2 separate regions of the Homo sapiens genome follow, and region 1 is linked to region 2. The links are chromatin contacts, found by Hi-C or POLR2A ChIA-PET in ENCODE. All regions are on one chromosome and are shown on one strand. Each heading gives the region's core, a stretch centred on a gene start or an enhancer-like site at or near the end of the contact. The rest is flanking DNA. Distances are from core to core; before and after follow the strand shown. Region 1 holds the start of SALL4 (spalt like transcription factor 4). Region 2 overlaps ATP9A (ATPase phospholipid transporting 9A (putative)).

Region 1 (3,863 bases), core at 725-3,224, 100 kb after region 2:
AAAGCCCCACGTGTGTGCGCCCACCCAAAATGAAGGGGGAAGGGGAGGTCAGCGTAGGACCAGGGGAGGGGTCAGAACCAGGAGCTCGCCCCTCCTCTCCGGAGGAAGCAGGCGGGCTGAGGGTTAACCCTTTTGTTCCAGGTGGGCCAGGCCACGAAGCCTTCACGCTCCCCTCAACCCCCACCCCACCCCGCCCCCAACCAAGGCACAAAGAGAGTCCCTCCAGGCGCCTGGGACCTCGGGTGCGCGCTGCGCTGACCACCCGGCGCCCCGAAAACGCCCAGCCATCCCCTCCGTCAAGCCGATCCTTTTAATTTGCCCTGGAAAAATGTTAAACGGGGAATTCTATTGACGTATTATAAACTTGGGAAATGTATTACATTCAGTCTCCGACAAAAAGGCGGGGATACGGAAGCCAAAAAGTGGCGACCGTCTTCTCGGGAAACCCCGGGTATCAGAGATGGTCTCTGAGAGTCCTCCGGGGTTGCCGCGCACACCCGTCTGCTGCAGGGAAATTAGAAAGCAGGCGGGGAGCGGAGCGACGAACAAGGCCGGAGAGGAGGCTACAAATCCCCCCTCCCCCCACGCGCACGCTAAAAACTTATCAGGCGACAATTTGGCGGGCCGGGATGGAGACGAGATAGTGGAAAACCGCCTCGCTCCTAAAACCTCCGCGGTGAAGTGATGAAGTGGGAACAGAGTTGGCCCCGCCGTTCCTGGCGCGGCTGGGGTCCCGAACTCCCCTCGATCTGGGAAACGCTGGCCGCGGAAGCGTGGGCCAGGTCAGCCGCGGGAGTTCGCTCTGGCCCCCCACCTCTCCCCTTTCACACCCAAGCGCAAATGTGGAAAGCCGAGCGCTCCAGAAAAGCCACGCAAAACGGGAGGCCGGTGCACCCCAGTGGGGCTGCCGCGCGCCCGCCACCCCGGCCACTGGGGGCTCGCACCCTCGGGCTTGCCGCGGTTATTTTTAGGAAGTCGGAAATCAAAGATGGCTGGAGGTCAGGCCCCGAAAGGTTAGGGCGAAGATCGGCAGGCGGCGCAGCCCGGGCAGAAAAGGCGAAATCCAGAAAAGAAAAAAATTTTAAAGGGAAACATTGAGCCCTCCTCCCCCACCTCTCTGGGCCCTCCAATCCCCTGCGCAGCGCGGGTGGCCCGCACCCCAGCTCCTGAGGGTGGGGAGAGGTCGCGCCCCCTCCCCCCACTTGGCCCGGGAGGGGCGCGTGCAACAGATCGTCCTCCTCCGGGGGGTCTTCCAGGGGTGCGCCCCTCCTCCAGCCTCCAAGAAAAGCCCCAAGGGGCTGGTGGAGAGGGTGGGGATCCCCCGGGGTTCTTTCTTTTGAGAGCGACGCGAGGGAGGGGGACCTAAGTTACAAGGGGGGGGGGTAACACCAGTGAGGGGAGTGGAACCAATTAAGTGAGGGGCAGAGGACAAGGAGAAGGGAACCTTTCGGGAGCGAGAACAGAGGAGCGAGTGGGGGTCAATTTTACAATTAGGGGAGAAAGCTGGGGGTGAAACTTACACAAGAGGGGAGAAGAGGAAAAAAGTGTGAAATGTGCAAAAGGCGGGGTGGTGGGGAGAGGAGGAGACCTCTCCTCCCGGGCACTGAGCCCCCAAATCTCGGCTCCTGAATTTGCGCTGGACGCCGCCCGCTCCCCGAAGCCTGCGCCCTCGAGGATCCCGCGTACGTCCGGGAAGCTCCCCTCCCCGGGCGGGCGCCCCAGCCCCACTCACCCAGCTCCCCCGCCGCGGGCGCCGCTGGGGCCGCATCTGCAAACTCCGGGGTCTGCTGCTGCGGCTGCTGCTCGCCCTGGTCCTCCTCCGAGTTGATGTGCTGGGGTTTCGCCTGCTTGCGCCTCGACATGGTGCGAGCATCGGGGCGCCGGGAGAGCCGCAGTTATTTGCCCTCTCCGCCACAAATTCCTGGAGTTGGGAAATTTACCCCCCTTCGGCCGGAACGCGCATGTCCCAGTAATTATTATTATCAATAATGCATTGCGATTTATCATGAGCCCTGACAGCTGATTGGCCTGGGTCCAAGACCTCAGAGATCATTTAAATAAGCCCTCATTGATCAGGGAGGGGTGAGGCATTCTGGGCTTTGTAGTCCGGGCCTACTTGTGACAAAGGCGTGTTCATCAGGGGAGCGCAGCTAATTAGCATCCGGGCTCAGATTGGCTGGGGCGGGGACGAAATCAGAGGGGGACCCATCCTTGCTCCAGCTATCTCAGTCCTTGGAGAGGAAAAGAAAATGGGGAGAAATGCGTACTCATTAAAAAGTAGGAGCTTACGTAGAAGTTTTGGAACGGCTTTATTTGGTAGTTACTTGCTCCAAAGATTACTTGGTAAGGTTGATGTCCACCAGCCGAGAAGGGAGATCTCTTCACAGTGGAATATTTTGGCTCAGTTTTCACATCTACACGCACACACATTCCCCCAAACCTGAGATGTGACCCGTGTCCCCTCCCATCTTTTTGATTAAAAATGTTTAAGTTGAGTCTCGAGATAACTGAAGAATGATGAATGGTGGTGTTTTCAGCCCTCCCACCCATCTCAACTCTTAAAGTGAGCTCGGAACTTCCAAAATTTCAGATACCCCACCACCACCATGACTTACCTCCTTTAAAAGCTGATTAATAGCCTCCAGGATTCCTGTTCACAAAGACTGGTTTGTGGTTACAATGCAAACCTTGATTTTTTTTTAACTTCAAAATGACTGGCTACTAAATATAGAAATGGCAAATGATAAGCAAGCATAGTCAGAGATAATATCAAAACAGCAAGCAATTGCATTTTTTTCCCCAGGAGCCATAAATGCCTGATAACATCATATTTTATTACTGAGACAATGCTCTTGCATCTCCCATGGAATGGCAATGGGGCACTGTCACAGTATCTGGTTGTTACTAATCACTATTGGAATTTTTTTGTGCAATACACACATTATTACAGAAAAGGTGTATCGTTCAAAGTGATTGTATCATTGACACATGATGCCTGGAATTTTTTAAAGTGGGGCTTGTGTGTGTGTATATGATATATTACATGTATACACATTTATACCGTAAATTCATGTATACTTAATTTGGCTAACTGCTTTACACAATGTACATGCTCAATAAATGTTAAATGAATGATGAAATCATCAACCTGCTAAGTCTTTGATTGGTCTTTCCATAACTGCTCTGGGCATGCGTCTTTGTTTGGCATTTACTTCATTGTAAGGGACTGTGCAGATATAAACCCTCCCTCCACATTTGTGCATTGCATTCTCTTGATTAGTTATTCATCACGTTCCCAGCTTGTAAACTCATCAGGAATACAAGCAAAATGGAATGCTGGGCTCATCAATGTGTTCACCTGGGTATTTGGACAACCCAAGGCAGAAAATAAATCAGCTTGATCATCTTTTTTATATTCGTGGCCATCAGTAAAAACTTGTTGAAGGAAGATTAACCTTCAATTTTTGAGTCTCTGAAAAAGTCTTGCCTTATTTTATGTATAATATTTAAAGCAAGTAAGACAGAATTATAGCCAACAGCCAGATTGAAAAGGTAAGAATTTGGTTTAATAATACATAGAAGCAGTTTAGAATTCTGATACTGAGTAAAAAGGCCAATTAGCACCTGCCTTGCTGACTAATCTACTAATATTCTCAACACCTTTTCTGTGTAAGATAGTGTGGCAGGAGATCTAACTTACAAATCTAAACGAATGTGCAGTGGGTTTATGGCTCAAAAAATACTATTGGGTTAAGGAAAATTTCATTTATATAGTTGTTTATATTTATTTTAGTAGATGATAGTTGTAACATGTTAGCCTTACTACGAGACAAAATTGTGCCGCTTGACTCTCCAAGTGATAG
Region 2 (4,019 bases), core at 663-3,162:
AAAAGTAATTATAGGCCGGGCACCACAGTGGCTCACGTCTGTAATCCCAGTACTTTGGGAGGCCGAGGCAGGTAGATCACCTGAGGTCAGGAGTTCAAGACCAGCCTGGCAAACATGGTGAAATCCTGTCTCTACTAAAAATACAAAAATTAGCAAGGCATAGTGGCAGGCACGTGTAATCTCAGCTACTGAGGCAGGAGAATCGCTTGAACCCGGGAGGTGGAGGTTGCAGTGAGCCAAGATCTCACCCTTGCACTCCAGCCTGGGCGACACAAGCAAAACTCAATCTCAAAAAAAAAAAAAAAAAAAAAGAACTTAAAGACTTAAAGACACGAAATAATATAAGTGCACAACTCTAGACTTTTAGTGTCTCACATATTTTACATTTTAACATAATTTAATATCATTTATTTTTTAAGTATTTCACTACCATTGAGATTTTTCAGAGCATTCCAATGTTTTCCTATTGAAACAACTCTCTTTAATCGGTTCCATAAGATTTGTTTTTAACTAATTTTTGTGTGTCGTTAAATCTTGTCATTAAACAATAAGTAGAACTGGCATCAAAAGGTCTGATATAAACACTACTGACTTCTGACTTCTTTTTTTTTCTTTTTTAGACGGAGTCTCGCTCTGTCACCCAGGCTGGAGTGCAGTGGCATGATCTCGGCTCACTGCAACCTCCACCTCCTGGATTCAAGCGATTCTTCTGCCTCAGCCTCCCGAGTAGCTGGGACTACAGGCACCCACCACCAAGACTGGCTAATTTTTGTAGTTTTAGTAGAGACGGGGTTTCACCATATTGGCCAGGCTTTTCTCGAACTCCTGACCTCGTGATCCACCCGCCTCGGCCTCCCAAAGTGCTGGGATTACAGGCATGAGCCACTGCGCCCGGCCAACACTACTGACTTCTAGAAAGCACTCAACTAACAATGGCGAGCTGAACTAACCCTCGATCGCTGGTAAGACTTCTGGACTCTCCTAGTGTGAGTATTTCACCCTACTAAGTGAGCATCTAGCATCTAATGGCACCTCATTTTCATAAAATGTGATGCTAAACTCAATTCAGTGACCGGAGCCCTGGCCTGCTAGAGAGAGATCCACTGGCCTCCTTTCATTATGTCTTGGGCTTTGGTCAATACATTTACAGAGAGACTGGAGAACATCCAATTAGATGATTAGAAATGGGTAAAGAGGCCGGACACAGTGACCCAAACCTGTAATCTCAGCACTTTGGGAGGCTGAGACAGGTGGACCACTTGAGCCTATTAGTTCAAGACCAGCCTAGGCAACATAGCAAGACCCTGTCTCTACAACAAACACAAAAAATCAGCCAGGTGTGGTGATGTGCACCTACAGTCCCAGCTACTCCGGAGACTGAGGTGGGAGGAATGCTTGAGCCCAGGCGACCAAGGCTGCTGTGAGCTGAGATTGTGCCACTGCACGGCAGCCTGGGCAAAAGAACAAGACCCTGCCTCAAAAAAGAGAGACAGAGAAAGAGAGAGCGCCGGGCATGGTGGCTCACACCTGCAATCCCAACACTTTGGGAGGCCGAGGCGGGCGGATCACCTGAGGTCAGGAGTTTGAGACCAGCCTGACCAACATGGAGAAACTCCATCTCTACTAAAAATACCAAATTAGCCAGATGTGGTGGCACACGCCTGTAATCCCAGCTACTCGGGAGGCTGAAGCAGGAGAATCGCTTGAACCCGGGAGGCGGAGGTTGCAGTGAGCCCAGTTCGCACCACTGCACTCCAACCTGGGCAACAAGAGCGAAACTCCGTCTCAAAAAATAGAAAACAGAGAGGGAGCGAAAGAAAGAGAGAAATGGGTAAAGAGACGGTCTAATTGGCAGAACGATTTCATGGCCTGAACCACTCTTCTTGCTCCACTAGGGGGCAAAAGGAAAAATGAACACAGACCTGTCGTTTTTCTGGGAGCTCAGGAAGGTATTACTTGAAGGAAGACCGTAAATTCAACGTGGCCCTCAGCGCCAATGAACTTTTCCTTCACCTGAGCTTGCCCCAACTTTCCCAAACATAAATTTACACATTGTCTTTGGTTTTATTACTAAAATTTATGCTGCTGACCTGGCCCAAATGATCACACCCGGGTTCAGATCTTCAAGCTCTAGTTACAGGTTCCCTCTTAAAATCTAACTCATAGAAGAGCATGTGTTTTCATTCTTATTAAATAATAATTGCCTATGTATATGTGTGTACATTAGCAGGACAGAGGACAAAATCAGGGAGATTTCACTAAAAGGATCAGCAGGGCTTTCTCTGGCACATATATTTTCCAAATTTTTCACATGAATTGTTTTTCCATTAAGCGTAAGGTTGCTTTCCTAAGAAGAAAAAAATAATAATTAAAATTAGCTCAAATTTTTAAGTGACCAGACCCAGATTTTTCCCTTCTGCAAGTGAGTGCTGATTTATGATCCATTCATTTGAACTCTGCCTCTCTCTGTCCATCTGTTCTGCCTCAACAAAAACCCCTTTAATCCTCTGTGTTTGCAGAGCAGTTTCTGAGTAACCCCAGCAGGCCAATCCTTCATGCAAACACACCTACTGTACCCAACTGTCCATCAGCCAACAGGGCTCTTGCTCCACCTCTAAGGGAGGAAGCAAGGAGCCACACCATCATGAGGTCACTTGGGATTTTTAGCCACGGTCATTCATTAGCATTGCAGTGTTTTGAGGGGATGAGCCTCGGATCTGCAGCTTGAACAAACACAGATTCCCAGACTCTCCCCTTCTGTTGAGCTACTGCAGAGTGCTGTCAATTTGGACTTCTTGCCCCATGTTGTCTTTTCTTTTGGTGATCAAAAACACGTAGTTTGGCTGGGCACAGTGGCTCCCAATCCTAGCACTTTGGGAGGCCGAGGCGGGTGGATTGCTTGAGCCCAGGAGTTTGAGACCAGCCCGGGCCGCATGGCAAAACCCTGTCTCTATTTTTTAAAAAAGTTAAATTAGGCCAGGCGTGGTGGCTCATGCCTGTAATCCCAGCACTTTGGGAGGCCGAGGCAGGTGGATCATGAGGTCAGGCGTTCGATACCAGCCTGGCCAACATAGTGAAACCCTGTCTCCACTAAAAATATATAAAATTAGCCGGGCGTGGTGGCAGGCGCCTGTAATCCCAGCTACTTAGGAGGCTGAGGCAGGAGAATCGCTTGAACCTGCAAAGGCGGAGGCTGCAGTGAGCCAAGACCGTGCCACAGCCCGGGTGACAGTGCAAGACTCTGTCTCAAAAAAAAAAAAAAAAAAATTAAATATCTATAGATACATAGTTTGGGCCTTCATGCTTCATGGTGTGTGTGTTCGTGTGTGTGTGTGTGTGTGTGTGTGTGTGTGTGTGTGTGCATGTAATGAGAGAAAATACAAATAAAACCAGAATGAAAAGGAGAAAAAGCAGCAAGAAGAAAAGAGATAAAAAAGCAGATACTGTTATTTACATTCCCATATTTACTGGGAGTTTTCCACCAGCCAGGCCCTAGGCTTGGCTGTCAGTATTTGACTAAAATGTCCCTCTCCAAGGAGCTCTCAAGTTGGTAGGGAGAAAGAGGGAGAGAAAAGAGAGACCAAAGTTAGAAGTGAGGAATCACTGGGCATTCAGTGGTCAGAACTGACTCCCAGAATGAAAAAATCGGTAAGGGTGTGGAAAGGGCCCAAAACACATGATTTCTAACTTCACAGCAACCACTATTCTGAGTCTTCTACGAACATTGTTGCAAAAAAGGGGAAGAACAAGATACGGAGAAGTAACCTAACAGAAGGGTTCTTGTCTTCCTAAGAAAGTAACAGCAGAAAGAAAAAATAGCACATTGATAGCAATTATTACCAATCTCAAAAAAGGGCAGGAACTCTCCCTACAATTGATCTGACAGAAAAGAAAATGCCCTCCTAACAGGCCTCCGGCAGGCACACTTCCCAAGCGCTCCTTGGTTTTTTTGTTGTTGTTTTGTTTTGGTCTCATCTTCCCCAGAGACTCCTAAGATGGAAAAAGGACCAATACACTCC

The links. A loop is a pair of places that touch in the nucleus more often than their neighbours do. ChIA-PET counts read pairs that join two places held with the same protein, here RNA polymerase II (POLR2A). Pooled maps may share reads with other maps.
Region 1: a map of PC-9 shows a loop between it and region 2 (14-fold over the local background). The contact joins the promoter of SALL4 here to the enhancer-like site in region 2. A Hi-C loop is called at or near these places in 7 of 168 maps with a recorded cell type or tissue (A673, Caco-2, G401 and 4 more) and 7 of 50 pooled maps. POLR2A ChIA-PET finds 5 or more read pairs at or near these places in 5 of 52 experiments (Caco-2, H1, HEK293T and 1 more).

Annotation. Positions count from the first base shown.
Region 1 is chr20:51,800,547-51,804,409 of GRCh38, forward strand. SALL4 (spalt like transcription factor 4) reads right to left here and starts at 1,975. Exons shown (of 4, transcript NM_020436.5): 1 at 1,733-1,975. The coding sequence starts at 1,862. RefSeq lists enhancers at 394-1,036, 1,680-2,321.
Region 2 is chr20:51,699,044-51,703,062 of GRCh38, forward strand. All of the region lies in intron 4 of ATP9A (ATPase phospholipid transporting 9A (putative)), which reads right to left. Among named protein-coding and RNA genes, the nearest start is that of ATP9A, 67 kb to the right of the region's middle. RefSeq lists enhancers at 1-17, 2,432-2,932, 2,933-3,433 and a silencer at 2,427-2,721. Within about 2 kb of position 1,913, at least 3 of the 41 ENCODE cell types and tissues checked have a DNase peak (open chromatin) inside an H3K27ac peak, as active enhancers do.